Linked DNA regions of Homo sapiens: regions 2, 3, 4, 5, 6 and 7 are each linked to region 1. The links are chromatin loops, found by intact Hi-C in ENCODE. Cell type or tissue: mammary epithelial cell. All regions are shown on one strand. Links, peaks and the distances in the headings refer to the core of each region. The heading gives the core; the rest is flanking DNA.

Region 1 (4,413 bases), core at 198-4,197:
CCTATATAGAAACTGTAAGAACTGCTTGAACAGGAGTAAACCAAGAAAGCTCAGCAAAGCTTTAGCTAAAGAGAGCAATATCTTATTTTCTTAAGATTTGAGACTTCTACACTTCTGTCCTATCATGCTTACGTATCCTTGGGAAAATATTGGAGACTGGGCAAGCTGCTTTCAGGAATGCTATATTGCCTATACTTGCAATCATCTAGTAATTTCCTTTTTCTTGCCAAAGTGAAGATAGGTCTGGAATCTTAAAGTCTGAAGACCACTCTCTTTCCCCTTCTTCCTTGAGGTCAGCATTAAACTGGCCACTATAGACTTCTCAGATGAGAACTTGTATCTGGGAAGAGTCTTGCAAGAGCAGGCTGACTCTATTCTGAAGCCTACAGAGATGGGTGGGCATGAAATTCCAGATAGCACTGTGGTCAAGTGCAGAGAAATATCTGTGGTATACCAGCCTACCACAGTCTCTGTGTAGACCAGTCTAGATGGCACTTATATTCAAGGGGAATGTAATTTTTGGCAAGTCAGGAATTATCCGAAGAAAAATGGAATGTAACTCAAGGAAGACCATCAGGCCACAAATCATTAATACCTTGGTTTTAAATTCAGTTGCATCTTTAATAGCTTGTTATATAAACTTTAATGTCTATTTTTACCTCTAAAAATGATGATGCAATGATTGTGTGAGTTTTTCAGACTATCTGAGTTTTAATTCCAGCTAGCTTACTTGTTGTATATCCTTGGGAAGCAACTTAACTTTTTTCTATTTCAGTCTCTTTTGCTGGAAAAGGGGGACAATAATAATACCTACCTCATATGGCCATTACAAGATTAAATAATTTAATAAGTATAAAGTGCTGGAAAAGTGCCTTGAATATTCAAACTTAAATTGGCAGTATTAATGATCTTGCCTATCTTAAAAAGTTGCTTAGACTATCAGGTGCATAGAAAGAACTTTACAAACTTTATGAAGCATTATTTTCATATATATATATATATATATATATATATATATATATATATATATATATATATATATATATTTAGAGACAGAGTCTCAGTATGCCACCCAGTCTGGAGTGCAGTGGTGCAGTCATAGCTCACTGCAGCCTCGAACTCTTGGGCTCAAGCAATCCTCTTGCCTTAGCCTGCCAAGTAGCTGGGACTACAGTTGCACACCACCATGCCCAGCTATGTATTTATTTAAAAAAAATTTTTTTAGAGGTGGAGTCTTGCCGTGTTACCCAGACTTGTCTCAGATTCTGACTTCAAGCAATCCTCTTGCCTCAGCCTCCAGAGTTGCTGGGATTAGAGGTGTGAGCCACCATGCCCAGCTGAGGCATCATTTTTGTTGCTCCTTATTTCTCACTATACTGTACAATGCAACTTATTTTTCTTTGTTTGCAACTCTTCAAGGGGTAGCAATAATTGAAGATACTCAATTAATTAGTTTGAAGAGGCCAGTATCTTCTTGTGTGACCACTGGAATCAGAAACAATTTATCTCCACAAATCTGTCTGAAAATGCATGTCCAATATGGTAAAATATTCTCCATTTTGTTGATCATTTGTGTCAAATTTTAATCCCAAGGTGACTTCCTTTTCACAGCTGGACATCTTTCTAAACCATGAAGACTGATTTGACTAAACTAACACTAGGATGATAAATCCCATCACAGATAAAAAAGAAAAAAATCCATTCTGCATGCCTAAAGCAATACTTTAAAGAGACTTTGCTATTTATTAACTGTTCATATTGCTGCTTTTTTGTTTAGCATAGCTAATGCTCCTTTTGAAAACTATTTTGAATTTTATGGAAGTTTATTGCAAATTATCTTTTTATTTTATAAACTGTATTGGTCCGTTCTCATGCTGCTATGAAGACATACCTGAGACTGGGTAATTCATAAAGAAAAGAGGTTTAATTGACTCACAGTTCCACATGGATAGGGAGGCCTCAGGAAACTTACAATCATGGCGGAAGGGGAAGCAAACATGTTCTCCCTCACATGGTGGCAGGAGAGAGAAATGTAGAGTGAAAGGGGAAAATGCCTCTTATAAAACCACCAGATCTTGTGAGAACTCACTCACTATCACCAGAACAGCATGAGGGTATTGCCCCCATGATCTAATCACTTCCCATGTGGTCTCTCCCCCAACATGTGGGGATTACAACTAGGATTACAGTTCAAAATGAGATTTGATGGGGACACAGAGCCAGATCATATAACAAACTTCAAGAACTATTCCCAAATATTTCTCATTTCTTTTCCAAAAGATAACTGTGGAATAATTCTACCAAATGTTACAGAAATCAATGTATTCTGAGGAGTTTCTGGACATCCTCTATTTTTAAAGACCCCTGTTCCAGTGGGTATCTGTATCTCCTCTGCATTTGGATGTCTTTTCGGATCAGCTGAGCAATATCAGAGATCTATTGAATCCTTTCAACCTTCATATAAAAATGGCACGTTGGCCATAGCTTTGGCCTAGAACACAAAAATTGAGCACTTCAGTTCAACAAGACAATGATAAGTGGTGGAGCTCAGACAAGAGAGACAAAGAAATGACACTGCCATCTTTTGGAGAATTCAGAAGTTAGGGGTATGTTTTTGTCTTGTGCTCTTTCTGGCAAATATTTTCCCCTTATGCGTCATCTTGTCTTTTGCTAGGCATTACACATAGCAACAGCACCACCTATTGCCTATTCTGTTGGTTTGCTGTCACGAGGATTTTCCTAACGACTCATATACAGATACAGAGGATGCAGCTCACAGTTTCACTTTAATCGCCCTACCTTTGTTATCTTAATGAGCATCTTTATTGTACAGCAGTTTTATGGTTAGCTCAAAAGCTCACCACTATTAAAAAGATATTTTAAAATAAACCATTTCTTAGCTCCTAAACTCTCTCTTCTTCAAAATAACAAATTGTGTCAGTAGAGGGTGAATAAGTGATTCATCTTAGGAGGGATCTAAAGTTAACTTTAATAACACAAGCTAACTAACTAACCTAATTCTGTTTTATTTCCTTAGCCTCAAGTATTGTTTCTGCTTTCAGGAATAGACATGCTAGAGTTATGAGTTGATGTCAACTTCTTTTTTTAAACGCAACTACTCTTTTTTAAGTACAACTACAAGTTGTACTTGGTATTTGTGTACAATAGAATCTTGGGAGAACTTTATGAATATGTTATTTATTTAAAGATCCTTATTGGAGAAAGCATGGAAATTCTATTTTATTCCTACTTTTGCAGAATTGTGAAATAGACTGGATGAAATATGAGTCAAGATTGCTTTGAAGTTGGGTGTAATGATCTTCAGACCCAGAATGACTTCTAAAGAAATAATTAAAGTGAGCACTAATAGTCTTACCTACAGCTTCCTGATGTTGGGCCACATAAAAGCAATGACTCACACACAATAAGGGATGTGAAATGTTTGAAAAACAAGGGAAGGGAAGATGGAATTAGTACAGAGACTATCAAATCACAGCACAGGAAGTGCAGGCTCAAAGCAGAGCCTAGGACAGGGATCCCTCTGTGTGTGTGATGTACCGAGAAAGCACTCTTCAGGGTAAACCCTCAAGGGGATTAAAAGGGATGAGAAAGGATTGCAAGGATGTGGTCTTAGGTAAGGTCTAGCCTCAGGCAGATCCCATAGGGAGAGCTCTAAAACATAAGCCGTATCACAGATTTATGTCCCTATATCACTCAGTCACTGGCTGTTTGTCCATGGTTACACAGAGGGAAGACAAAACTTTCCTGGCAAGACACCCCTTCTGCACTGAAAGTAGTCCTCTGGGGAAAGAGTGGCTGGAAGCCATTTGGCATCTAACCTTCACAGCAACTGGGTGATGGGCATATGGAATGCCTAGGAACTGAAGGTAGACTTCAGACAAGAGTGCGAGTGGAAAGAACCCAGGCTGTTGCTGATGAGCTACACGAAGGCATTAAAAGCAAAAGACAAGGAAAGGACTGATGGGAGACACAACTGCTTTTTATTCTTAGCTAACACGTGGACAAAGCAGGGGTTAGGGGGACTGACCCCCTGTACAGTCTAAAATCTGTGTATAACTTTAGACTCCCTCAAAACTTAACTAGTAATAGCCTACTGTTGATTAGAAGCCTTACTAATAACATAAACTGTTGATTAACACATATTTTGTATGTTATGTGTATTATCTACTGTAGCCTTATAATAAAGTAAGCTAGAGAAAGGAAAATGTTATTAAGAAAATCCTACAGAAGATAAAATATATTTACTTTCCATCAGGTGGTACTGGGTCATTATAAAGGTCTTCAGTCTCATCATCTTCACATTGAATAGGCTGAAGAGGAGGAGGAAGATGAGAAATAGGTCTTGCTCTCTCAGGGGTGGCAGAGGAGGAAGAGATGAAGGAGATGAAAGGG
Region 2 (4,413 bases), core at 107-4,106, 650 kb before region 1:
TGAATTTTTGACAAGCTCGCTCTTCCTCCCCGACTCATGCACTCTAAAAATTGGGAGCAACTCTGCTAAAGTGCTACAGTACCAGCTCTTAACTAATTATAATGTTTTTCTTCCTTGTTAAACTGAATTAAATAGCCTGGAAGCCAGTTTGTTGCTAAATTGCCACCTGACATCATTTTTAAGTAAAATGATTACACCGCCCCTTGAGCAAGATGTGGTCTAAGTGCTTCATGCCTATTAGCTGATCTGAGGGGTCAGTGAGTCAAAATGAACTTATTCTGTAATATTTCTTAGGTAGCAAGGAGCAAAATGGGCCAGAGCGTGGGTTTCCCACCTTTCCAAATGGCTTACACCTGTCTGCTCCAAAGTGAGCAAAGGTGCAGCAAAAAACCAGTTGCCTTTAAAGGAAAAAAAAAGTTCTACAGGCCTTTCGGGCTTTGAAACTTGGGCTGAGCAATGCTCCACCATTTCCGTTTCGACTGTGGGTCTCTTTCTTGCCTCTACTGGGAATGAGAAACAGGAGTTCAGAGGTTCCTGGTCTGGGAAGACATACAACAAGCACATGGGTTATGGGAAGCCTCCTCCTGCTAATGTGTATTTATACTTTGTAAGCTCTGATTCATCCAAGCATTGGAACAGAAATCTGCTTCCTGAGGTTCTGTTTTTAAATAGATAGTTTGCAAAAACAACAATTATTTTTCTTAACATTTTTTTTCCACCCCACAAGCAGCTAAACATCCCAGCTCAGGGTATGTCAGTCTCCAGCAATGCCAACAAACAGCTTGGTTATCTGAGCTAGAAGGGTGCCCTGAGGCAGTTCTCTACAGTTCTGGCCCCAGAAGTCTTAAAAACAAAGTTTAGAAACCATTAGGGCAATCTTGTTGCATCACTTCAAATCCACGAGGTATTTCGGGGTCTATTAAAAATAACGAATTTCCGTTTGCGAACCATTGCCTTCCAATGGCTGTTAAAATAAAACTAAGAGCAGGTTGGGGGGAGTGATGCTTGTAGGGCCGCCGTGGTATCGCTGCCTGGCAGCCGAGGAGCCTAAACCCTGCCCGGCAGCCTCTGAGATCATGTCAAAAGGGTGCGGCTCTCTTGCTTTGGACATATATTCTACCTGTATTACTTGCTCTTGCATGCTGGGCACAACCTTCCTGGCTTAGAGTGTGTTTCTTTCAAGTCCAAGACAGCTTTTACAAGTCTCAAATTATGTATCATTATGCCTGGGTCCAGTATTAACCTGTGATACGCAAGTCAGGAAAATTAACCTGGAGAATAAAGGCTCTTAAATCCAGTAAGAACCTTGAATTGAGGTCTGCCTGCTGCCTTTTCCAACCCACCCGCACTGCAAATATCCACACCAGGGCACCCAAGGGTTGAGTTATCCAGAAAGCAAACGCAGATGCCAGCAACATGAAAGTAACAGCTTTGTTTTAAAGAGAAGCTCTCTTGGCAGGGCTGGTGGTGCTCATCGGTGATCCTCGGGGGAAATACAAGTTTGCAGCTGGCTTCCTAATCACTACTCAGTCAACCAAACAGGTTCGCCCCCTCTGTTCTGCACCTGAAGAGTGAAAAGCTGTTTTAGTTCACCCTTGCTGAGATATGTGCAGTTGAAATACCTTTATCATAGATGTTACATGTGAAACACCTTTATCACAGGATGTTAATGCAATCAAGGACCTTATCCATCAAAGGATCCAACCCCCACTACTTTCCCAGAAGAGGAAACTGAGGCCCAGAGAGGTTCAAGGACTTGTCTGAAGTTATACAGAGTTAGCAATAGCCAGAACTAGAACTCTGGGCTCCTGCTTCTTGGGCTGCTGTGTTTTCTGCCTCTTCTGGGAATTTGCGAGGTTTATGCCGGCATCCTGCCCTTAGTGTGATTTTAAAAGGTAAAACCTTGGGAGATCAGCACTTCACAAAAATGGATGCAAAGTCTCAAGGGAGGTCACAGGAAGCGACTGCTACGACAGTGTCGCCAATCTGAACTGGTTCTGCCTAGAAAGTGACATCTGTATAAACCCAGGAGCAATAGGTGTTTTCTGCATCAAAGGAAGATTAAGCCCTGCTCCTTTGTAGGCTGTTCCTTTGTTCTTGGGAAGTTTCTGATTTCCCTTTTAGTTTTTGCTTCATAGAATTAAAATGAGTTGCAGGAAAAGAGGTTCAGAAAGGAAATCAACAGCCTCACTAGGTCTTATTGCTGCCTGTGTGTGTGCACGCATATGCACACATGCACATTTTACAGGTGTTTTCAGAACCACACTGCTGCTCACCGGGGCTGAGATGCAGGTGCCAGGGTCCTCGCCAGTGTCAGGTGATTGCAATTATCATTAGGCCTCATCCCACGTTCTCTAACCACTCCCACTCCCCCTGGCAGCTTCCTTCCAGGTTATCACCACAAAAACACCTGAGCATTTAACAGGACTAAAATCCAGATCGCTTGAATGTGATGAAGTTCGCCACGTCCAGTGTGCGGTTGGGCCAGTTCAGACACACCTGAGAGTTCCTGGAACTGCCTGTGGGCAGCTCTGCTTCCTCCACCTGACATCCCCAAAAGGCTACTCCTCCACAACCTGTTTGTCGTGTCAGGGTAGGCCAGAAGTACATTCTATGTAGAAGTTTCCTCTGCGCCCAGGCACCCACACTGAGTGACTTGGAAAAACCCCATCCCCAAGACAGAAACATAAACCCTCCAAGTTCAGGACATGAACAATCAGATACCCTCAGGGGCTCTCTCTGGCTTTGCAGTGATGTTACTTTAGAAGAATTTTTAAAGAATTCAAGGCATAAAGCAGAAAGGAAGAGCGCAAACGTGACATGTCCTACAGGTTTGCAACAAACTAAGAAAAAAGTGCCTCTAGTAAAGTAAAGGGAGTGGGAAGGGGCCGGGAGGGACCACAATCTCTGGCTTTCTCCACCTCCACGCCCTGTCATTTCCGTGCTTCCTGTGAGCTCTCAGTCGGACAGTGTTGGCTGCAGTGCAGTTACAAAAGAGGTCCTGAACATCTCCTGCAGAGCATTCAGCCTCCACGTGGGCCTGACCCTTCCTTCACTGGACTGTTACTTTCACCCTCTTGGTGTGCAAAGCCAGGCTGTGTGCTTAGTGGTCAAGAGCATGCATTCTGGAGTGAAACTTCTTTGATTCCAACTGCAGCTCTTCCTTCCAGCTCCTGGTTTGAAATTTTCCACCTGTGTGCTCTAACAACACAGTTTCTGGGCTTTGAGGTTTGCCAGACCCAGATTCTAGGCACTGCCATTTACTAACTTGGGAAAGTTTCCAAAATTCTTTGTGCCTCAGTTTCCTCATCTGTCATGGTGACAATAAATGTGTGCCACTATAGTTAATATTCATGAAAAGGGCTACAGGTAAAGGAAAGAACACTGCTTTCAGTATTTGCTCTAAGTAACCATTAAAAGATTAAGGAATTCAGCTAGATTCCAACTGACAGTCTACTTTCTCACCGTTACACCATTAAACTGGGCCTGTCAGAGAAGAGCTAAGTGCTGTTGGATCTGGTCGTAGGCAGGACTCCACGATGGCTCCCAAAGCTCCCTGGTCCCTGGTTATTCAATCAAACGCTAATCCTGGTACTGCTGTGAAGGGATTTTGCAGATGTCATTAAAGTCTCAAATCTGTTAGCCTTCAAATGTAGATTATCCAGGTAGGGCTGACCTAATTACAGGAGCTTTTTAAAAGCAGAGAGTTTTCTCTGGCTAGTCACAGAAGGAGAAGTCAAAGAGATTCAAAGCATGAAAGTGATTCAATGCCAAGGTTTCTCCATTAATGAAATGGACGAGGTCATGTGGCAAGGACCCGCGAAATGGCTTGTAGGAAGTCCCCTGCCAACAGCCAGCGGGACAATGCGGATCTTAGTCCTACAAATGTAAGGAACTGAATTCTGCCAACAAGGGAGCTTGGAAGTGGACCTTTCCCTGGTTGAGCATCCAGATGAGGATGCAGCCTGGCTGACGCCCTGATTTCAGCCTTTGAGACCCTCAGCAGAGGACCCAGCTAAGTGTCAAAAACTGTGAGATAATAAACTTATGTTGTCTTAAGTCTCTCAATTTATGGTAATTTGTTACACAGGGATAGAAAACTAACATAGGCTTCTTCTAAAAAGGATCGTACCAGCTATGTCACTTGTAGGTGTCGTATTTGGTTGTGACTATACAAATCGTTGTTAGCTTTTTCCCTGATCAATTCAGAGCCGGCTTCCGGTGCAGGAGAAAGAAAAGCTCATTTAAGACAAGAATGAACTATAGGACTGTACAAAACTTGGTGCCTAATTGAAGTCTACAACAGTGTGTGGTCTGTGAGTGTCGACAGCTGTCTACAGCCTGCGAATAATGAGAATAGAACACAGTTTTTTTCTTCTATATCCCTCCAAACCCCTATTTTATAAAATGTGT
Region 3 (4,413 bases), core at 187-4,186, 560 kb before region 1:
CCTATTGGTGAAATGTGACAATACAGTTTACCTCAAAATAATACAGCCAAAGAAGGTCTGGTGCGGTGGCTCACACCTGTAATTCCAGCACTTTGGGAGGCCATGGCAGGTGGATCACTTGAGGTCAGGAGTTCGAGACCAGCCTGGCCAACATGATGAAACCACATCTCTATTAAAAATACAAAAAATTAGCAGGGCATGGTGACATGCACATGTAGTCCCAGCTACTCAGGAGCCTGAGGCAGGAGAATCGCTTGAACCCAGGAGGCAGAGGTTGCAGTGAGCCAAGATGGCACCACTGCACTCCAGCCTGGGCGACAGAGTGAGACTCTGTCTCAAAAAAAAAAAAAAGATGAAGGGCTTTATCAATAAGAATCTAGAACTGTAATTTTAGATTCTTAATCAAGAGGTGATTTTGCTCCCTTCCTCCCTGTGTACAATGTCTGGAAACATTTAGGACTGTCACAGCTGGCATCTAATGGGTAGACTCCAGGAATACTGCTGAACACCCTATACTGCACAGGCCAGCTCCCACCGCAAGGCATCATCTGGTCTATAATGTCATTAGTGCCAAAGTAGAGAAACCTTGTCTAAAACCTTCTGCATGGAGCCAGCTGACTTAGCCCTGGAGAATTTGTAGGGATCAAAGGCCAAGAGGAGGAAGAAAAAGAGGTACAAATGGCCCTGGGTCAAAGAGGTACTACAAAATGCTCAGCCAAAGAGTGTGGATGCTGCTCATCCTCCCAGCTGCCCGGAACAACAAAGAAAGGGTCCTCTTAGTCTTTACCTTGCCAGAAGTTGTCAATGACTGCTTTCTTCATGGGATTAGGGTTTAATTTGGTCACAGAAAGAATTCTATTCCATGATTCATCACCTGGCCAGCTGACAAACTACCCCAGCTCTATAAAGCATTCTTATATCACTGTTAGCTTTTAACAGGGCCTAAATCAATGAAAGAAGGGATGGAGGCAGGGAGAAAGGAATTAAAAAATAAATTCAGGAATTGTGAACAGACAACATCTAAAAAATAGGCTATCTCATTACTTTTGTCAAAATCTAAATGATCATGTTGTCCTTTCTCTTGAGAGACCTTGTTACCTAACCATTTTTATTTTGGGTAATTTGCATGGGGCATTTGCATAAGGGTAAAACTTAAAGATTCTTCTCATGTATTATTAATGTCATAAGGAGATCATGATATTAGATGTATTTCTTGTTGCTATTCAATTCCTAGAAAAATTACATGAATCAACTGAACTGTAAATATCAAACTGATCCAGCATAAAAAGATCAACATCATGTCTTTAGATCCTAATAATCCAAACGAGTATGGTAGCTAGCTTTTATCTGTGATACTCTTCGGGCCAAACTGCAACCTAATGGATTACTTAAGAATCTAAATTTTAAAAAGAGTTATAGTAAGGAAGTACATGCCTCACGAAACAGTGTTTCCTTTGTAAGTATTCATTACGGGTTCCATTAAACACAAAGCCCACTTAGTTGACTGGAGTATTTACCTTCTTCCCAGTTGGGGAGGGAAAGAGAGGTGCCAACCAAAGATTGGTCACAAAAAATTAAGCACTGGGTAGGGCAACAAGGACTGCCCTTAAAGTAGTTCCTGCATAAACTGCCATAGTAGCCCCATATTTTCATTGCCCCCTCCCAACACAGTGCGTTATTTCAGCATATTCTCAAGTTTTACCATGTAACATAAACTCATCTCTAAATTATAAATTGTGTAAATATGTCACCAAGAAATGCTAAAATGCTGCTATTGAATATGAATTGTTTATCCCAGGCCTCTAATGTTCTATGCCCTAAGCTTCAGAGATATTAGATACTAAAATTTGATTAAAACCATATTCCTTGCATTTGCTGCCATTATCAATGATGCAAATTCACACATGTGTTAGCTAATGAAGCAGCCAGACAGGGTTTCACAGGCAGAGAAAAGGCTGAAAGAAATCTTTTTTGCCAAACAGAAAGTGGCCCAACTGTGGGAAATGATATGGATACCCAAGGTAGTCCTCAAAGCCAAAACTGTAAATAAGATTAGACCCTCACATGGTTCCATGGTCTGAGTATACATTACAACATTTTAAACCAAACATTCATTTCATTGTAGGGATTTATGCCAGCTGGCATAGCACAGTTGACCAAAGTGAAAATCGAGCTTGAGTTTTCCTTCCTTGTAAAACTCAGTACGTTTGTAGCATTAGCCCCTTACCAGAAGAGGGCAACGGTGGCCAGGCTGGCATTATTCACAAAGAATAAAGTTACCTGCAGCCAAGGTAACGTTTGCCAAGGGAGCCAGACCTTAGGAAACTGCCTGCAGAACTGCTGGCTTCTGAGTGTCACACATGCAAAGAAACAAGGCTCTCTGCCTTTCCTTTTCCTTGGATGAACTAACAGGCGACTGAGAGATCAAACCGTTGCAATATTTCTAATTGATGATACAGAAGCACTGCTCACTGCAACCAACTCACCATATTTATTTAATCCTTTTTTTTTTTTTTAAAGAGACAAGGTCTTGCTGTGTTGTTCAGGCTGTCCTCAAATTCCTGGGCTCAAGCGATCCTCCTGCCTCAGCCTCCCAAAATGCTGCCATTACAGGCATAGGCCATCAGCGCCCAGCCCTATTCACCACATTTTAAAGTTATCCTCTCTCCTGTCCATACTAGCTATAAAACTTGTCACATTCCAAAAAACAAGAAGGTGTGTTAAAGATCTCTAAGTGGAGAACTATTATGTAAATAGTATATAAGAAGTTTGCAAATTATAGATACCGTAAGAGCCATTCTACATTCAGGTTCAAGTTCACCCACAGTGCCCTGACTTTTCGGACTCCCTTGGTGGAGTCTCCGGCGCTCATTTCTGCTTTTCTCCCTCACTAGTGTTTCCAGGCTCATCTTTCTAAACAGTGTGTCTCTAGCTCAGGGTCTTCAGGCTTTCTCAAAACAAAGCATTCTCCAAAATCCTTACCCCTTTGAAAGCATTTGATCTGCTATGCAAATTTACTCAATATTTGCTTTTTAAACACATTCATCTCTAGTGAAGGAAAGAACTTGTTTTTAGTTAATAAAATTCAGGCATATGTGAGTAGTGAACACCTGGGTGAAGGGGTGAGGATGGAGCATGAATGTGCATGCAACACAGGTAGTTCCATTATTCTCTCCTGGTTTGGGAATTCATGAGACTAAGGATGAAACCTCTTAAGTTCATACCTTGACTCTTACCCTAGACAAAACTACATGTTCTTGGGCCGGGCGCAGTAGCTCATGCCTGTAATCCCAGTACTTTGGGAGGCCGAGGAGGTGGATCACCTGAGCTCAGGAGTTCGAGATCAGCCTGGCCAACACGGCGAAACCCCATCTCTACTAAAAATACAAAAATTAGCTGGGCATGGTGGCACGCACCTGTAATCCCAGCTACTTGGAAGGCTGAGGCAGGAGAACTGCTTGAACCCAGGAGGCGGAGGTTTCAGTGAGCCAAAATCACACCACTACACTCCAGCTTGGGCAACAGAGCAAGACTCTGCCTCAAAAAAACAAACAAAACCTGCACGTTCTTTCCAAACCTGCTCCCTCCTCCTGTTTTGACTCAGCCAGTGGCACTAGGACTTATCCAATTCTGAGACCTCAACACTTCCCTTCCTCAGCAGCCATTTGCAATTCATCACTTCTAACCCCTTCCATGCCTCCAGGCCAAGCCATCACCTGCTCCAGCCTGGCCTTCTGCAACCGTCTTCCCTGGTCTCTCTCCTGCAACAACTCACTTTCAATCTATTACCAGTCTGTTGCCAGAGCGATCATGCCATGCCCTGCCTCCACACCCCAAACCTCATCCCAGCTAAAAACCTTTGGAGGGGCCTTCCACTCCTCTCAGAATAAAGACTAAAATCCTAGGAAGCTGGTAAGAGGTTGACCATATCCCGGTACACCCAAGTCAGTTGCATTTTACGCCTTTCTATCCAGGCGTAATTATTAATAGCTCCCCCTTCTGCTCTAAAAATTATCTTGATTTTCATAACAACCTATGTGGTCTCCTTTCATGGTAACCTATGTGGTCTCCTACAAGTACATGATAACCTACAAGCCTCTGTGAGGTCTGGCCCCTGCCAGCTTCTCCAGCACCATGCCAACCCACTGTCCCCTGTGCTCTGCTCCAGCCCTGCTGGCCTCTGTTCATGCACTCGTTTTTAATTTATTGAGCATACCCCAGACGCCAGCCCTGCGCCAGGAGCTGAACACGGAGCAGGACAAAGCAGAAAGGACCTTGGCTCTGCTGGAAGGAGCTCCCCATTCCTTCTTCTACCCCACCTTCCCCTAGGCTCAGGCTTGACTCGAGGCTCCTTCTTTACGGAAACCTTCTAAGGCTCCAGACCAGGGCAACTCACCCTTTATCTTGCAGGCA
Region 4 (4,413 bases), core at 195-4,194, 380 kb before region 1:
TTAATGAATTCAGATTAGAAACTATTTTTAGGTTCTGTTAAAATCAGGTCTAAGACATCAGCAGGAAGTGAAATATCAAGATCTATTAATTACTGTTTCTGTAAAACTCTATAAAGCTATTATTAGAATTATTATATCCAAAGTTGTCAATATATAAATGTTTATGACTGTAGACCTTCTTATTTGGCATAGAGTCTATGCAGAAAGATCATCTACTTGTCAGTCACTTTCACTGCCCACCTCCAACCTGCTGTCATTAAAATCTCAAGCCTTACTTTCATATCTGTGTTTTCTAGTCTATCTCTAGGGAATAATTAGACAGAACCAACAGCACTGAAGATAACCAAAGGGTTGTAATGGATTTCAGAAGTAGTGAGAAATAACAACAAGCAAAGACCTTTCAGCACAATAGCGACACTGTGGCTGGATTTTGAACCTAAGCCAACTGAATTATTTTTGTAGTATGAGTATACAGTTAGGTTATGGCAAAGTTATCTTAGCCTTTTTACAAAATAACCTCTACTATGAATCAATGCATAAGATCTCAAGACTGTTGTTTATTATTTTTTCGAGGTTATTTATAGACTGAGTTAATCCAAGGTCCAAATAGCAGCACCTTCCGTTGAATGCAAATAATTCCATTTGTATTTTCGTTTTTAAAAGTTGGATGAGCTCATGGTCTACTCATGATAACAAATCCACCAAGCAAGTGTTTGATTTAATTGAACATTTCTGTTTTATAAACTTAAAGCAATTTATATTGTACTAAATGTTATTTTTTAATAAAATAAAATTTATGGTGACATTTAAAAACAATCAAAAAAGTATAAAGAATAGCACAGGGGTAATATAACATGTACCCACTACCCAGCTTCAGAAGTAGAATTTAACCTTTACATTTGAAACTCTTGTATTCTCTCCCCCAGTTACAACTCCCTCCCTTTGGAGAAACCACTGTCTTATTTATTTATTTATTTATTTATTCTTTTTTTAAATTGTACTTTAAGTTCTGGGATACATGTACAGAACGTGCAGGTTTGTTACATAGGTATACACGTGCCATGGTGGTTTGCTACACCCATCAACCCGTCATCTACATTAGGTATTTCTCCTAATACTATCCCTCCCCTACCCCCCACCCCCTGACAGGCCCTAGTGTGTGATGTTCCCCTCCCTGTGTCCATATGTTCTCATTGTTCAACTCCCATTTATGAGTGAGAACATGCGGTTGTTTGGTTTTCTGTTCCTGTGTTAGTTTGCTGAGAATGATTGTTTCCAGCTTCATCCATGTCCCTGCAAAGGGCATGAACTCATCTTTTTTTATGACTGTATAGTATTCCATGGTGTCTATGTGCTACATTTTCTTTATCCAGTCTATCATTCATGGGCATTTTGGTTGGGAACCACTATCTTAAATTTGGTGATTGATATTACCCTGCAATTATCTTCAAACATGACTGTATCCCTAAGAAATTATGCAGAATTTTATGCATCTTTTAAAACTTTACCTAAAAGGTAATATATTGTATGAAATTTTCTTCAACTTGCTGTATTTTGTCAACATATATTTGTGAGATTTATTTCTGTTGATGCATATAACTGTGGGTCATTTTTTTTAACTACTGTATAGTATTCTAGTATTCCTTTTTTTTTTTTTTTTTGAGACAGTCTTCCTCTGCCACCCAGGTTGGAGTGCAATGATACAATCACAGCTCACTGCTGCCTCTATCTCCCAGGCTCAAGGGATCCTCCCACTGTAGACACCCAAGTAGCTGGGACCACAGGTGCATGCCACCAAACCCAGCTAATTTTTTTTTTTATTATTTTTTGTAGAAATGGGGACTCACTATGTTACCCAGGCTGATCTCTAACTCTTGGGCTCAAGTGATCCTCCCATCTTGGCCTCCCAAACTGTTGAGACTACAGGTATGAGCCAATGAGCCCAGCCTGTACAGTATCCCATTTTATAACTATGCCATAACTTATCCATTTAAGATATTGCTTATTTTACAAAGTTGTTTTAATTTATATGTAATTTACCCATAGTGGCCTATAGGGGTCCCTATTGTTTCATAGCCTTGCCACCATGTGCTATGGTCAGAGTTTTCTTTTTTGCAAATTGTAAGAATATGCTAATTATTAATTTAAGTCAACATTTTATTAATATGTAAACAAATTTTAAACAACCAAATATAAAATTTGGAGCTAAATTACCATTCATAGGTATATTAATTAGAGCAGAGATAAGCAAATTTTTTCCTAAAAGGCCACATGGTACACACTGTAGGCTTTGTGTGCCATGAGATCTCTGCTGCAACTACTCAACCCTGTCACTGTAGTGCAAAAGCAGCCATAGAAAATACACAGACAAACAGGCATGGTAGTGTTGCCATAAAACTTTATTTACAATATCAGAAGGCCTATATTCAAGCTATATTTGACAACACTGAGTTAGAGTAAGTGTATCAGAGTTCTTCAGAGAGACAGAGTCAAGAAGATATATATATGTTGTTGAAGGACAAGAGAGGAAGAGTGTATCCTAGCTCCAGCAGATAGGTTGATACATTCACCTTTTTTCTGCTTTTGTTCTCTGGGGCGTCCCCCAGCAGATTGGATGATGCCAGACCACTTTCCCCACCTAGTTCATCCAGACTCACATGCTAATCTCTTCTGGAAACATCCTCACAGATGCATCCTGAAACAATGCTGATATGGTTTGGCTAGGTGCCCACCCAAATCTCATCTCAAATTGTAATCCAAATTGTAAACCTCACATGTCGAGGGAGGGACCTGGTGGGAGATGACTGGATCATGGGGGTGGTTTTCCCCATGTTGTTCTCGTGGTAGTGAGTGAGTTCTCACGAGATCTGGTTGTTTGATAAATTTCTGGTACTTCCCCCTTCTTCCCTCTCTCCTGCCACCATGTAAGACGTGCCTGCTTCCCCTTCGCCTTTCGCCATGATTGTAACTTTCCCGAGGCCTTCCCAGCCATGCAGAACTGTGAGTCATTTAAACCTCCTTTCTTAATAAATTACCCAGTCTAAGATAGTATCTTTATAGCAGTGTGAGAATGAACTAATACAAATGCCTTACCAGGTTTCTAGGTATTCTTTAATCCAGGCAAATTGACACCTAAAATTAACCATCACAGTAAGTAACACTAAATGCTGTAATAAATCGTCTCCAAATTTCAGTGGATTAACACAATAAAGATTTATTTCTTATTTAAGCAAAATCCAAGGTAGAATTTTCTGGTTATTTGGCCCCCTGGGAGTTTCTCCTTCAAGCAGCGACTCAGGCTTCTGTGCTTCCTTCATGTTATGCTCTGTAATGTGTGGCCTCTGTGGTTGCCACAGAAGGGGAAAAGAGATGGTGCATCTGGTCATGTGTCCAGTCAGCAGCACCTCTATATATACTCCATTGGTCATACTCCAGTCAAATGGCTCCAACTGAAGGTCAAGGGAGGCTGGAAAGTGGAGCTGTCACATGTGCCAGGAAAAGAAACAAGAGTAATGAGCATGGAGCCAGTCTGCCACAATATGAGTTAAATATATTAGTATTTCATGAGATTCCACAAAAAGCATCATGATTTCCAGACTTGCTGCCTGAAGAATTTGAAAACCATTAAGGTACGTTCTTCTTTAAAACACTAACACTCCTGTTGGACTCTAGAAATGCTGATCTAGGCCAGGCACCAGTGGCTCACGCCTATAATCCCAGCACTTTGGGAGGCTGAGGCAGAAGGATCACTTGAGCCTAGGAGTTTGAGCACAGCCTGGGCAACATAGTGAGACCTCATCTCTAAAAAACAAAAGTAAATAAATGCTGGTCCAACATTTTCAACTATTAAAAGCCTGAAACAAATTAGTTGACTAAGTGCCACGGATATAAATTAGTATTTTCATTCAATGAATTTCTTCATTCTTGTCTACATTCCCATTCAAGAACAGAATTTCTGGAGTAAAATTGAGACAAATACTTTTTCCTCCACTGTAGACTTCTTGGCTAGGCTTCATACATTTCTTTTTAACTCTTCAACCCAAGGGTCACACATGCTATGGAAATTACAGCAAATACTAATTGATTTTATTCCAAGTTCCTGAGGCTTCTTAGGCACTTATATTATTCTAAAAGAAATGCCCAGGATGGTCATGTGGCACTCTAGGGATGATGTGTACTTTGGGGTTAGGATAATCAGAGTACATTATTTTTCACCAAAACCAATTTGTTCAAGTTATTTGCTTTCCAAACTTCTATCTACAGTCCATTGCTTCTATGGTTCTATTTTATATTGATCACTCTTTTATACAGTGGAAGCATAAAAGACTATATAAACTACACATAGGTTCTATAAACCTTTGTGTTTCTGCTTTACAATGAAATGGCTATCACTAACTTGCAATCCAAAGGCCT
Region 5 (4,413 bases), core at 225-4,224, 450 kb before region 1:
GGGAAGTGACTAGGAAAAGATGCATTATTTGAAAGGAAAGAGATTGTGTAGTACTGGGAAGGAAGATGGTAAAGGGCAGTTGCCTTAGGGAATTTGTTTTTGACTCTTTTCAGTGGAGAAAAATAGTCATAGTTATGCAAAAGAGAAAGGCCCTTAAGAGTGGAAGGTTGGAGGTAGATGAGAGGGGATAATGAAGTTAGAACCCCAAAGACACAGTAGAAAGTGGGACTGGAACACAGGTAATAGGAATACCAGTTCTTCTGACAGCAGGCAAGGAGTTTTATTTATTTATTTATTTATTGAGACGGAGTCTTGCTCTGTCACCTAGGCTGGAGTGCAATGGCGCGATCTCGACTCACTGTAATGTAACCTCTGCCTCCTGGATTCAAGCGATTCTCCTGTTTCAGCCTCCCAGGTAACTGGGATTACAGGTGCACCCACCACATCCAGCTAATTTTTCATATTTTTGGTAGAAATGGGGTTTCACCATCTTGGCCAAACTGGTCTCAAAATCCTGACCTCAAGTGATCCACCTTCCTCAGCCTCCCCGAGTGCTGGAATTAGAGGCGTGAGCCACCGCGCCCAGCTGAAAGAAGATTTAGTTGAGAGCTAAGGTGCACATAAGGGGACAACAAGTTAGAGGTGTTCATACCTAAAGAGCTATAATGTCCTCTGGCCAATAGGTTATCTGCAGAAATGAAGGTGGAGCATACAATTAAAATCTTGAAAATGATGAAGGGTAGAAATGGGCTCTTTAGGGATTCAGAACATACCAGGAACATAAAGTGTTTGCTGTAGCACTAAAGGCCCATTCATCTAGGTATCTGATCTGGAACAATCTGGCTATCTGCATGATACCTACTCCCCTCTCCTCCACCAATCACCAGCATCAAATGGCAGCCAGGGTGTAAAAACAGTGAAAGGGGACAGGATTCTCAGACAACTCTATAAACCACTACAACCATTGTGATAAACCACAGCTTGCTGGTAAGCTAGTTTTCACTTCTCATTAGTTGTTAATCACTTGCTTAATATTTGAGACTGCCTACAATTAGTGAAACCCCCATATAAGACTTATGATGCTTTCAGTATATTTTTTATTTACAAATACATTAAATTCACAGCAATGAGCAGGGAGGAATAGCAAAAGACATAAGATACTTACGCATACCTGTTTCGGCCTTCTGACTGCAGATCCACTCCTGACTCAGTTACGCTGTTAGCAGCCCAGCTCTTGGATATAGGTCAAGCTGACCTTGAATGGTTTGGTGGGGAAGGTGGTAGGATTTGCAGAATGGAAACTTTAGAACTCAATTATGATCCATGGGTTCATTAAGAATTACAGTATTGTTTTTGGGGTGTGTGTTTTTACAAGACTGGAGAAGTCCAGCAAAATGAGTGTTATTTTAGGTGATATAGTTGGAAAAGAAAAAGGAAAACGATTGTTCTGTTTACCATGTCAGTTCATTTCATAGCACAGTTGAAGACCACGTGCAGTCTTTTCTATTGTGTACACAGAAAAAATGCCACAATTCAAACTGCTGTATTAAAAATTGAGGATAAAAAATAACTTTTGAATGTTGATGATGAGAATTCAGAAATGAAGAATTCACAAATACCTAAAGCCAACATTGTCATTGTAAAAGAAAAGGCATAGTACAATTCCAGTAAACTTCATAAAGTTTCATTATCACAAGAGCTGGGTTAATTGGTTTTTAATATTCTATCTAATGTTCTTCTCATGATTAAATTACATTCAGTGGAAGTTTTTAAAAATTACAATTTTTTCAAATCACAACAGCAATTAAGACCAAAAAGAATCCGTTTTACACTGTGTCCAAAAGGCCAGCAGATGGCGCCCAGCAAGCCCAATAGGCAAAATGAGAACATTTGATGTAACATTCCCTGCATCCAAGTTATTTTAGGCCTAATTTTGCAGGAAGCAATTAAAAAAACTTGATGGCTTTAACTAATACTATGCTAGATAGAATAATCTGATGGCTAGATCCAGCTGTTTGGGAAGTTCTAGGAAGCTTGCTTGCCTTTTTGCCCTTAACCTTACTTTGTGTGTGTGTGTGTGTGTGTGTGTGTGTGTGTGTGTGTGTGTGTGTGTGTCAGTGTTTTCTTTTCTTGGCCTTTAAGCTACTCTAAAAGATTACAGTATTTATAATGAGGTAGAAGCATAGCAAGTTCTCCCTCTTCTGTTCATTAATCTCTTGCTGTCATTCTATACTGAGAACTAAATTAAAGAAAACTGAACTAACCCAGCTAATCTCAACCATTAGTAGGTCACGGATGTGTTTTTGGAGGATATAGACTCTTTTGCCCTCTAATTTTTTTGTTTTTCTTACCTCCAGAACTGTAAGATGCCCTCTAATTTTGGACAAGTGAAATGACAGCTGTTAACCTTTTATATACCTGACATGAAAATCAGCCAAGGACATGCCACGGGGCGTGCATGGCTCATGCCTGTAATCCCAGCACTTTGGGAGGCTGAGGCGGACATATCACTTGAGGCCAGGAGTTGAGACCAGCCTGGGCAACATGGTGAAACCCCGTCTCTACTAAAATACAAAAATTAGTCGGGCATGGTGGCGTGGGCCTGTAATCTCAGCTACCTGGGAGGCTGAGGTACGAGAATCCCTTAAATCTGGCATGCGGAGGTGAGCCGAGATCACACCACTACGCTCCCCCTTGGGCAACAGAGTGAGACTGTCCCAAAAAAAGAAAAAAGAACAACATGCCAGGCATGATGCCCCAAGCTAGTTGACCTCAGTGATCCTCAAGGGTGTGCCTCACGCCCTCCAAATGTTCCCCTCATCCGTGATCACACACTGGAAATCCTGATAGACAGTACTGCCCAAGCTGGGGCACTAATTCTTGACTTGAAGAATTGCTTAGTAGAGTACTAGGCAAGACTTTAAAGACTTCACATCTAAATTGAATGCCACAGTTAACTGACAGTAATCTTAGAATCAATCATTTAATGTTTCTTCATTTATAAAATGATCTCATAAAGTTGCTATGAAAGCAAAACAAAATGAAAAATATGAAACTTTTGAATAATTTAAGACCATACTTTTGAGAGAAGAATATGAAAAGCATAATCCACATTAAGATTGCCTCTAAACTTTTTCTAAACTTAACAAAAGACATTTTAGTAAATGAAACTATAAATATCAACTCTATTTTACTTGATCTAAAATTTACTAATCTCATTTCATGTCTCTTGATTTCTCTATCCTTCTAAAGGAGTCTTTTTTTAGAAATATGTTTAAAGAAGATTCAGGAAAGAAAGAAAGGGCAGTGGCAAGTACATTAGAGGGTAAGGAAGGGAAAAAATCTCATTTCTCTTGTTGCTTTGCTCCAAACTTGAAAAGTTCAATAAATGAGCATCAAACACTAACTTATTTTAGGGATTAACCAGTTACTGCTCATCAAATCTGATCATTTTGAGCTTATTCTTGAGAAATCTTTGTTTTAGACTCAGAATCTCTACAAGACAGTCCATGCCTCTTGGAACAACTTGCCAAGTGTTTTGAGGGAAGGACCATCTCAAGGCAAACTGTAAATAGCTTAAGTTTGTTTCACAAATTGGATCTCCCAGTCTGTCTGCTTCTCAGTATCATGAACCTTTCTAAAAGTCAAGGTTTTAAAAACTTTCTTGTCAAGTTCATTTGAAAAATGAGTTAATTTTTAAGAAATTTGTTAATTCTGAAAAGCAGCACATAGAGGCTTTGAGCATGGACTCTGGAGTATTTACACAAATATTTATTGCCATAGCATATTTTGCAATAAAGCATTGAAAAATCTCAAATTTCTTTCAATCACAGATTGGTCAAATTAGGATATCGCCATTATAATCAAATGCTGTATAGCTCTTAAAAATGATAATGGAGATTTATATTCTTTGCAAGAGGGATTACAAAACAGCATGTGTATCATGATCACATTTTTGTTACACCCAAAAGATTTTAGCTCTCTTTTCCTTGTTTCTATATTTGCTAACTTTAAAAAGTAAGGTTATACTATACTATATTTATTAGAAAAGAACAGTAATGCTAATTTTCTTTCTTTCTTTTTTTTTTTTTGAGACGGAGTTTAGCTCTTGTTGCCTAGGTGGGAGTGCAATGGCATGATCTTGGCTCACTGCAACCTCCGCCTCCCAGGTTCAAGTGATTCTTCTGCCTCAGCCTCCCGAGTAGCTGGGATTACAGGCGCCTGCCACCACACCAGCCTAATTTTTTGTATTTTTAGTAGAGACAGGGTTTCACCATGTTGGCCAGACTGGTCTCAAACTCCTGACCTCAGGTGATCCACCTGCCTCGGCCTCCCAAAGTGCTGGGATTACAGGCATGAGCCACCGTGCCCTGCTCTAATTTTCATTTTGTAAAAAACCACAGAGGAACTAAG
Region 6 (4,413 bases), core at 414-4,413, 680 kb before region 1:
GTCTGCATTTTGTCCCCAAACAATATCATGTTTTCAGAATCTGCTAACAAGGCCTTGAAGTTTAAAGCTGGTTTTGTTATTTGGGCCCCTCCCATCTTCCTCTCCTTACAAGGGACTTGATATGAGACCTGTTAAAATCGTGGAATTTGCAGACTTTAATGCAATGGGCCATTCTCATGACCGGGGCGATGCAAGGAACAGGCAGTGTGCTGACACGCCCTTCTCTGTTTTTTACAGCTATTTGCCGACAAGGCTGCAGTCCTAAGCATGGGTCTTGCAAACTCCCAGGTGACTGCAGGTAAATCAACTGGTCTTTTGTGAGATTTCTTTTAATTTTCCTTTATGTAAGAGAGGAACTGACTTTATTGTGACTATGCCTCTTTTTTCCTTGGAGAACAAGAAAGCTTTTTTAAAAAAAAAATTCAGATAGACACATCCGAAGCTTATTAAATTATACCAGCTGTCTGGTGGAATGCACACACCACTTCTCTCTTGGAATAAAAAGAAACTCTTTGGGCATAGCCAGTGACTTCATGTATTAACTGTTCTGTAAATTGATAACACATTTTTATAATCTTCCCTTATAGTGCTGATGGGCTAGATGGAGGGATGTGGGCTTGTTTCTTTGCGTCTCTCTCCTCTTCCACCAAGGCTTTCTTCTCCCAGCCCCCTCCCCGACTTTTCCCATCAATAGGCGAAAGTCCAGCATTCTTTAGAATGGGATTAGTCCAATCTCCTGGCCCCTTTGCAGGCGGGAGCTGGGTTGGTGCTGAGAGGTTAATGGCTGCCCTGGAATCTTGTCAGTTGAGCCTGATGAATGTAGACTTTTGCTGCAGTCCTTTGAAGTCTGTTCCTTTATGGTCCAGGAACAATGCGGAAGCCAAAGGGAGGCCTGCCCTGACCACTTCACGATGGCGGGTTTTGGAACTTCTTGAAATTTATATTACGCCCGTTTGGAAAAGGCTTATTTTGGGAAATATTGTTGGTGTCTGTGGTGTTTTTGGCAGTCTTAATGCTTTGCTCTCCCTCCTCCCAAATTTTAAGGAGTAACGCTAAATGGATCCTTTGAGCCTGTCACTTTTGCCCCCAAAGCTACTCTGACATGAGTAAAGGGAATCTTATGAAACATAGTCTAAACCAGTATGTCCCAAACTAATGTTATTTGGGGCTCTTATTAAAACGCAGGTCCTGATTCTATAGGTCTGGGCTGAGCCCAGGTTTCTGCATTTCTAACAAGCTCCCAAGCGATGCTGCTGATGGAACCATCAGCAATCACTGCCCCCAGACCTCAGTACTCAAAGTGTAACTTCCAGAATTAACAAGGGAGCTGTTAAAATGCAGGTTCGTGGGCTCCGTCCCACATCCATAGAATCCTAGTCCTTGGTTTGGCCCAGGAGTCTGCATTTGACAAGCTGGCCACATGACTTTGCTGCTTAGTAAATTTTGAGGCTACTCCTTTAAAGAGAACTATCTGTGGCCTTTACCTTTATGATTCCACCGCTCCGTCTGTTCCCCTCCCATGCAAGGGGGAACATGGAACTAAATTAAGAACTGGTTGTCCCGAATTGTCTCTTCCTACACTTCAGAAAGATAGTTTATTTCCTGGAAGGCTGAGGGGCTTCTCCTGCTGTCTCCCATTGGTGGCGATGGACTGTAGTATTTAACAGCATTGCTGTCCAATGCGGAGCAGGAATCCACCTACCTTAACTCTTCCTAATTAAGGGTGTTCTGGAGAAAGTCCCAATGGCAGTGCTATTAGTGATTCCAAGCCTGCTGCCTGCTCAGATGGATATCAGCGGAGGCCGACTGTGATTTGTGCTGCTGTCATCAGAACACACATACAGCTATACAGGGGAGGGCCCTCCCAGCCAGAACAACAGGCTTTGTTTCCAGAATTTAGCCCTTTCTCTTTCGAAGTCCCACCTCCCTCTCCCTGCCCAGACACGCACTGATGGCCTTATTTACTTAAGGTGCGACTTTCCCACACATCATTTGCATAGTCTCCCAGCCCAGTTTTCCCTCCCTACCTTGAAAGAAAGTCAAAACAGAACCTTCACGCTGAGGAAGTTCAGGTTGTGTCCTGCTGCAGAAATAGTTGAATGGCAAGTTACCTGCAAGTTGTCTTTTGGATTATGTATTACACAGGTTATTTTTTTTTTCACCCCCACATGAGAAAATTTACTGGTTTTTGTTGTTCCCAAGTAGACTGAGTCCCTTTCCCTGGGTATACATGCTTGCTTATTGCAAGCCTGCCAATAATATCAAACTTAATTATGAATCATCATCTGAGGAAAGTCACTTCAATTTCTCATGAGAATCTTAATCATATATTATTAAACTGGGATAACTTGGTTGGTGCCTCTTTTAGGGTCAGTATTTTTATTTGTTTTCTTTTGAAGTCATCCATGGCCTCTTGTGGTTGCTTTTTTATGCTTGGGGATTGAGGTCTCTTTAATTAGGTGAGGTTGGGTCCTCAGCTGCCTCTCCTTGCCTTTATGAGGCAACTTGAAGAGGGCTAGTGATCCTGAATTTGGAAGAGAATAAGGGAAGACGGTGAGAATATTGCCATTTCGTAATCAGTTCCCTCTTACTATCTTTCAGGCTAAGAATATCAGCCTTGACAGAATGGCTACACCCTTACCTCCCACTAACGTGGGTGTCCGCTTTTGAGAAATTATTTAGATTGTAATTTTGTTCTTATCTTACTCCTTTAGTCACTTGTCACGTTGACATTCCATTTTACATAAACCAGAATCCAGTGTCTAACTTTAAACCACACATTCTAGTGATTTCTTTGCATGTGGGTGTGCATAGCTTGGTTTCAGAAGTTAGGAAGTGGTTAGTCAGTATTCTCAGGGGTTAAGTTGACTCTCAGCCGTGGGTGATTAGCTATTAGCTAGATCCCTATAATTTTCCCATGACAAGGATTTGCTAGCCTGCCTCCCGCTCTTGGGAAACCGAAAGCCTTTCCTTCTGGGGAGCTAGAGGGGGCGGGGGTTGTTTTCCAGAGTTACAGCTGAGCAGCTTAGGGGGTTGGCGCTGATCGTGGCTTTTCCCAGGTCCCGTTCTGGAAACATGTTGCCCATCCCACCCGCACCCCACCCTCCACCCTCCACCCTCCACGCTCCACCGGGAGGCTAGTTGATGTTTCTCCCTGCCTTCCCCCACCCTTGTTAAAGCTTGGCTCTTGAGAAGGCAATTAAAGTTTCAGAGGGCTTGAAAATTCAAGGGAGAGTGGTTTGAGACGCTGCCCCCTCTCCCACCCCAGATGAAAGTTGTTGTATTTGTTTTTGTTTTTGCTTGGGGATCAGAGGCACTATTTGGCCCCAAAAGAGTATGATTAATCAAGGTGCTTATATAAAAGAACCTCAACTCCGCCAATACTAGATAAATTAAGCAGACTGCTTTCTTTTTTTTTTCTTTTCTTGGCAAAGCAAGAAATCACTATAAATTAGCACACAGTAATGGGACACAAATTATGGAGTTGGTTCCAAGTGTTGTCATTTCCTTCTCCTTCCCTATAGAAGTGGGTTTAGAGAGCCTACTCTGGCTTTGGCCAAGGGAGGGTGCCCCTTTCTCTCCTTGTTTTTTTAAATAAAGCGTCATCGTGAGGCAGTTTCCTGCTGCACTTGGTGGCTTGTTGCATTTCTGTGCACTGGGGTCATGACTTTCTGTGCAGACAAAGAGCAGAGTGGCAAGTGCAGCGTCTGCAGAGACTTTGGCATAGCTCTCTTGTCACCGAGAGAGTCCTTTCCTCTATAGTCTGTCGCAACTAGGTGCACGGGTTGATTTATTCCATGCCTTCACCTTTGGCTCACTCGTGTGAGCCTGAGAAGAGAGTGGCTTTGTGAAGGGCATCCCCATGCTGGCCTCTTCCCAAACAGCCCTCCTTTTGTCAGGAGTCGGCTGGGAGGGGACCTCAGCTCAACTGTGAAAATGTTTGTTTATACGGAGCCCCTGATGAGCCTTGGGAGTCTACCTTCCTGTCCCCAGAAACAAAACAGAAAAAGCCTGGACTTTGCAGTCTTCCATTTGAATTGTACAGGTGTCTCTTAACGTTCAAAAGGCTAACCTGGAGGTGTGCTGTGTGTCTCCAGGTGCCAGTACGGCTGGCAAGGCCTGTACTGTGATAAGTGCATCCCACACCCGGGATGCGTCCACGGCATCTGTAATGAGCCCTGGCAGTGCCTCTGTGAGACCAACTGGGGCGGCCAGCTCTGTGACAAAGGTATGGCCCTTAGGGATGAGACCCAGGGTGGGATCTGGGGGTGGGATGGCACTAATTTGGTTTCTAATTTTATTGGCAGGGGCTTTTATTCTGAATTCTCCTTGAATGCTGTGTGGGTTTTCTGGTTTTTCTTTTTAAAAGACGACTGGGGCTAGAAACATGGTGGGTTCGCCATCTTCACAGGC
Region 7 (4,413 bases), core at 246-4,245, 360 kb after region 1:
CTTGAGCCAAAGAGGTCAAGGCTTCCGTGAGCCATGATCCCATCACTGCACTCCAGCCTGGGCAACAGTGAGATTAAAAAAAAAAAAAAAAAAAAAAAAAAAAAAAAAACGAAAGAAAGAGAGAGAAAAGAATCTGAGAGAAGCCACTTTCTACCTTCCTTTCTTCCTCTTAAAACCTCCAGTCCTGAAACATATGATATGTTATGAAAATATCGATTCATCTCAGCTTTTCCTTAAGTTGCTTGTACTTATAGAACTGTACCTGTCACCCTGCTCAATAAAGATTTGATGATTGAATTAAAAATAAGTTCCAGCCGGGCGCAGTGGCTCACGCCTGTAATCCCAGCACTTTGGGAGGCCAAGGTGGGTGGATCACGAGGTCAGGAGTTCAAGACCAGCCTGGACAACATGGTGAAACCCCATCTCTACTAAAAATACAAAAAAAAAAAAATTAGCTGGGCCTGGTGGCACATGCCTGCAATCTCAGCTACTCGGGAGGCTGTGGCAGGAAAATTACTTGAACTCGGGAAGCAGAGGTTGCAGTGAGCCAAGATTGTGCCATTACACTCCAGCCTGGGTGACAGAGCGAGACTCTGTCTCAAAAAAAAAAAAAAAAAAAAAGTTCCAGGCCGTAATAGTCTGTCCTGTGTATCAACATATGTCTCAGCAATAACACTGGGCAGGGGATCTTAACAGAAAACTCTGTAGCCACATGGAGTGGAGCTATGTTTTATCAATTTGATTATAATTTAGAGGGGTTAAAACTTGGGGGGGTACCTGACTCTTTGGAGTTATGTAGTATTTACTGTATGTTCTGGCACTTCCTAGAGCTGTTCCTTCTCCCTTGATAGTGTCGCCCAGCGCTGTATGTTCCTTGGAGTATGCTGTCATCTAGTTGTGTGAGAGCCACATTACAAGCCTATTTGTCACATGCTTACATAATGTTTATTTTTCCTTATACTAATATTACCTCCACTGAATGTTAATTCGTTGTAGCGTTTCTTTTGATAGGTTCGACCTTTTCTTCTGAGATGTATCTTCAATTTCAGGACACAATTTAGAGGCTTAAAGGTATCTTTGATGCTTTGACAACAAACCTCATGTAAACTTCCACTTTTTTTATTTTTCGTGCTTTGGTAGAAGAGCTGTTCAGATAAGAATTGGGATTCTTGCCGGGCGTCGTGGCTCACGCCTGTAATCCTAGCACTTTGGGAGGCCGAGGCGGGTGGATCACGAGGTCAGGAGATCGAGACCATCCTGGCTAACACGGTGAAACCCCGTCTCTACTAAAAATACAAAAAATCAGCCGGCCGTGGTGGTGGGCGCCTGTAGTCCCAGCTACTCGGGAGGCTGAGGCGGAAGAATGGCGCGAACCTAAGAGGTGGAGCTTGCAGTGAGCCGAGATCGCACCACTGCACTCCAGCCTGGGTGACAGAGCGAGACTCCATTTCAAAAAAAAAAAAAAAAAAAAAAAAGGATTGGGATTCTTGGGTCTCATCCCTGCAAATTGAGTAAGTCTCTCAGCCTCAGTTTTATCATATTACAATTAAGCAATTAAGCGCTTAACTGTGCTAGCTGTTTCCAATGTCATTACATTAACCAACTGGTATAAAAATAAAATCGTCTGGGAAGAATTACTTACCGTACAGATCTGGGGCCCAATCCCCAGAGTTTTGACTCAATGTCTTTGAGAACCACTGGGCTAACTCGTTTCTTTCCACTGATTGAAATTTTAAATGGTTAAAGCAGCCTGGCTTTCTCAAGAAAAGTACACGGGCGCCACCTAGTGTCCCTGAAAAGTTCGTACAGCTCACACATCAGATGTATTGAAGCTTTAACTTGGCAGGGTTACCAGTTATAAATGCAATCGAATTTGCATTTTAATTAGTGAAGCCGATTATGTATTGAGATAAACAAGTGTTGTGCCATCGACTCACTTGGAATAATTAGTTTGATCTCACTTTTGATTTATGACTTGGCATTTTTCTGGACTCAGTTATGCCTCTCAGGCTTATTCTGTCTGAATCACACACAATTGCAATAGTCCAGCTTTTTGCAATTATCCGTATTTTTGTACAACTCCAGAAAAACCAAAGTGAAAGAATAAACAAAAAGATTTTCCCAGAAGAAAATGGCAATTTCTAACTTCTTCCTATGCCTACTGGCATTGTGGGACAGACTGCCAAGGAATTCAACCACATTCCACCCACTACCCACCCCTGGACTTCTATCCTTAGACTCTCACTGCCCCCAGAATAGGGAAGGTTATCAGGCCCCTAAGGAAGGACGCATGCTTTGCTTGGCTCTCTGGGCCTTGTCTGGGCACTGCACCCCAGTGTATTATCACCCTGCTGTGCCATAGAGCCCCACATCCCACAGTGCAAGCCACAGGCTAGCAGCAGCAGCATCCCCTGGGAGCTTGTTAGATGTGGAATCTCAGTCCCCAGCCCAGCCCTGAAGGATGAGAATCTATTTTCGCAAGATGCCCGGGGGATGTATATATGTGTTAAAGTTTGAGAAACCCTACCATAGAGAACACAAAGGCTTTAGCCGAAGAGAACGCTGATTCCCTTCCCAACATGCTACTTGTCTTTGCCGTGTTTCCAGCAGCATAAAATAGTCTGGAAGGATGAACATTGGGCACATCTGGCGTTGACATTAGAATCTGCTACTCGCTACTGGCGTAATTTGAGGAGCACCTGAAACTCTCTGTGCTTTCAGTTCCTCATCTGTAATATAGGAACTGCCCTTTTTAATTCAGGAAGTTGTTGTGGGCTAACATGTGTACTGTATTTGACATCATGCATGGTTCATAGTGATAAATATTAATTTCATTTCTACCCATCCCCTGCTTCCAGGTAGAAGTACAATGGAGTGTAGTTTCAACATTGCTTTATTTTAAAAATTAGCCACAGTGTCTTTGACATGCTTCCCATCAGAGGTGGTGTCTACCTTCCCTCCCCTTGACGTGGGACTGGCTCCTGATTCTCTTGTAACCAGAAGAATGGGGAAGAAGTTACTCTGAGGCTTCTCAGCACTAGAAAAGGAAAGGCCATGTAGCTTTCACCGGTTTTCTTGGGTTGCTTGCTGTGGGGGCAGCATGCAGCATTGAGAAAACTCCATGCTGGAGAGGCCTCATGTGGTGCTCCAGCAGACTGCCTAGCTGTGCCCCCAGACAAGAGTCACCATCCGCTGCCAGGCCACGGGAGTGAGCATCATGGATGTCTGGCCCTTGTGCCCTCAGGTGGCTGCAGCCCCAGCCAATATCTGACTACAGTGATCGACAACTGCCCAGCAGATGCCCTTCCAAAATTCCTGACCCACACGATTATGCAAAATCAAAGAGTTGTTTGGGGGTGATTTATTATGCAGCAGCAGTAACTGGAACACACTTTGGTTGGTGGTTTTTGTTATAGTTTTTACTTCTTCAACGAAGGACTTATTCTAAGTCAAGATTCGACAAACTGTAGCCCTCTGGCCAAATCTAGCCTACATCTGTTTTAGGTTATTGTGAATTTTCTTTAATAGACTTTGCTTTTTAGAGCAGTTTTAGGTTCACTGCAAAATTAAGTGGAAAGTACAGAGATTTCCATATGCCCCCTGCCCCTACACATGCACAGCCTCCCCCTTGATCGACATTCTCTACCAAAGTGGCATGTTTGTTGCAGTCAAAGAACCTCCATGGACACGTCATTATCACTCAAAGTCCATAGTTCACATCAGGGTTCACTTTTCATTTGCACATTCTATGGGTTTTGACAAGTGTCTGAGCTGTATCTACCATTGTCATATCATAAAGAATCGCTGCCCTAAAAAATCCTCTGTGCTCTACCTGTTCATCCCTCCCACACCCTAACCCCGGACAACCACTAATCCTTTTATTGCCACCTTAGTTTTACCTGTTCCAGTGAGTCCTGTGGTTGGAATTATATATTACATAGCTTTTCTCAGATTGGCTTCTTTTACTTAGTAATATGCATTTGTTTCCTTCATATCTTTTCATGGCTCGGTAGCACATTTGTATATATGTTAATACATTGTGGCTACAATAATTTTGAACAAATTGATCTGTTAGATTAAGAGTAACAAGTTAAAAATTTCATTTTACCTTCACTTATTTCTTCTCTGATGTTCTTTCTTTTGTTATGTAGATATGACCTTCTGACCTATAACAATTTTTATTGCCTTGAATAACTTCTTTGAACATTTAACAAGGCAGATCTGCTAGCATCAAATTCCCTGAATTTTTGTTTGTCTGAGAAAGCCTTTAAGTCTCCTTTACTTTTGGAGGATAATGTCACAGAGTATAGAATGCTAGACTGGTGGAGTTTTTTTCTCAACACATTCAATATTTCACTCCACTGTCTTCTTGCTTGCATGGTTTCCATGAAGTCAGATGAAATTCTTACCTTT

The links. Peaks named below come from ENCODE experiments on the same cell type or tissue, not always from the same donor. Only the 100,000 strongest peaks of a DNase experiment are listed, where the experiment ranks them.
Region 2: a loop joins it to region 1, with 7 times the contacts of the local background. A loop is called at or near these places in 3 of 110 quality-filtered maps.
Region 3: it touches region 1 in a loop (10-fold over the local background); 25 of 110 quality-filtered maps call a loop at or near these places.
Region 4: a loop joins it to region 1, with 13 times the contacts of the local background. A loop is called at or near these places in 9 of 110 quality-filtered maps.
Region 5: it touches region 1 in a loop (20-fold over the local background); 92 of 110 quality-filtered maps call a loop at or near these places.
Region 6: a loop joins it to region 1, with 9 times the contacts of the local background. A loop is called at or near these places in 6 of 110 quality-filtered maps.
Region 7: it touches region 1 in a loop (7-fold over the local background); 24 of 110 quality-filtered maps call a loop at or near these places.

Annotation. Positions count from the first base shown.
Region 1 is chr20:9,976,853-9,981,265 of GRCh38, reverse strand. No RefSeq gene overlaps it. Among named protein-coding and RNA genes, the nearest start is that of PARAL1, 7.3 kb to the left of the region's middle. RefSeq lists an enhancer at 2,646-3,845. In mammary epithelial cell, for the core only: a CTCF peak has its summit at 2,695; a DNase peak (open chromatin) is centred at 2,675; H3K27ac peaks cover 876 bases.
Region 2 is chr20:10,631,484-10,635,896 of GRCh38, reverse strand. No RefSeq gene overlaps it. Among named protein-coding and RNA genes, the nearest start is that of MIR6870, 16 kb to the left of the region's middle. In mammary epithelial cell, for the core only: no CTCF peak of the experiment used is centred there; a DNase peak (open chromatin) is centred at 2,586; H3K27ac peaks cover 271 bases.
Region 3 is chr20:10,534,468-10,538,880 of GRCh38, reverse strand. All of the region lies in intron 2 of SLX4IP (SLX4 interacting protein), which reads right to left. Among named protein-coding and RNA genes, the nearest start is that of SLX4IP, 100 kb to the right of the region's middle. In mammary epithelial cell, for the core only: a CTCF peak has its summit at 2,233 (motif pointing right); a DNase peak (open chromatin) is centred at 850.
Region 4 is chr20:10,355,821-10,360,233 of GRCh38, reverse strand. No RefSeq gene overlaps it. Among named protein-coding and RNA genes, the nearest start is that of MKKS, 76 kb to the left of the region's middle. In mammary epithelial cell, for the core only: a CTCF peak has its summit at 2,071; no DNase peak of the experiment used is centred there.
Region 5 is chr20:10,424,732-10,429,144 of GRCh38, reverse strand. All of the region lies in intron 1 of MKKS (MKKS centrosomal shuttling protein), which reads left to right. All of the region lies in intron 1 of LOC128706665, which reads left to right. The region is part of intron 1 of LOC128706666; the gene reads left to right. Among named protein-coding and RNA genes, the nearest start is that of MKKS, 7.3 kb to the left of the region's middle. RefSeq lists a silencer at 833-882. In mammary epithelial cell, for the core only: a CTCF peak has its summit at 1,851 (motif pointing right); no DNase peak of the experiment used is centred there.
Region 6 is chr20:10,652,283-10,656,695 of GRCh38, reverse strand. It overlaps JAG1 (jagged canonical Notch ligand 1), which reads left to right. Exons shown (of 26, transcript NM_000214.3): 5 at 238-298; 6 at 4,098-4,228. Among named protein-coding and RNA genes, the nearest start is that of MIR6870, 4.8 kb to the right of the region's middle. In mammary epithelial cell, for the core only: no CTCF peak of the experiment used is centred there; a DNase peak (open chromatin) is centred at 1,915; H3K27ac peaks cover 1,737 bases.
Region 7 is chr20:9,614,612-9,619,024 of GRCh38, reverse strand. The region is part of intron 3 of PAK5 (p21 (RAC1) activated kinase 5); the gene reads left to right. Among named protein-coding and RNA genes, the nearest start is that of LAMP5-AS1, 100 kb to the right of the region's middle. RefSeq lists an enhancer at 2,404-2,593. In mammary epithelial cell, for the core only: CTCF peaks have their summits at 888 and 1,791 (motif pointing left); no DNase peak of the experiment used is centred there.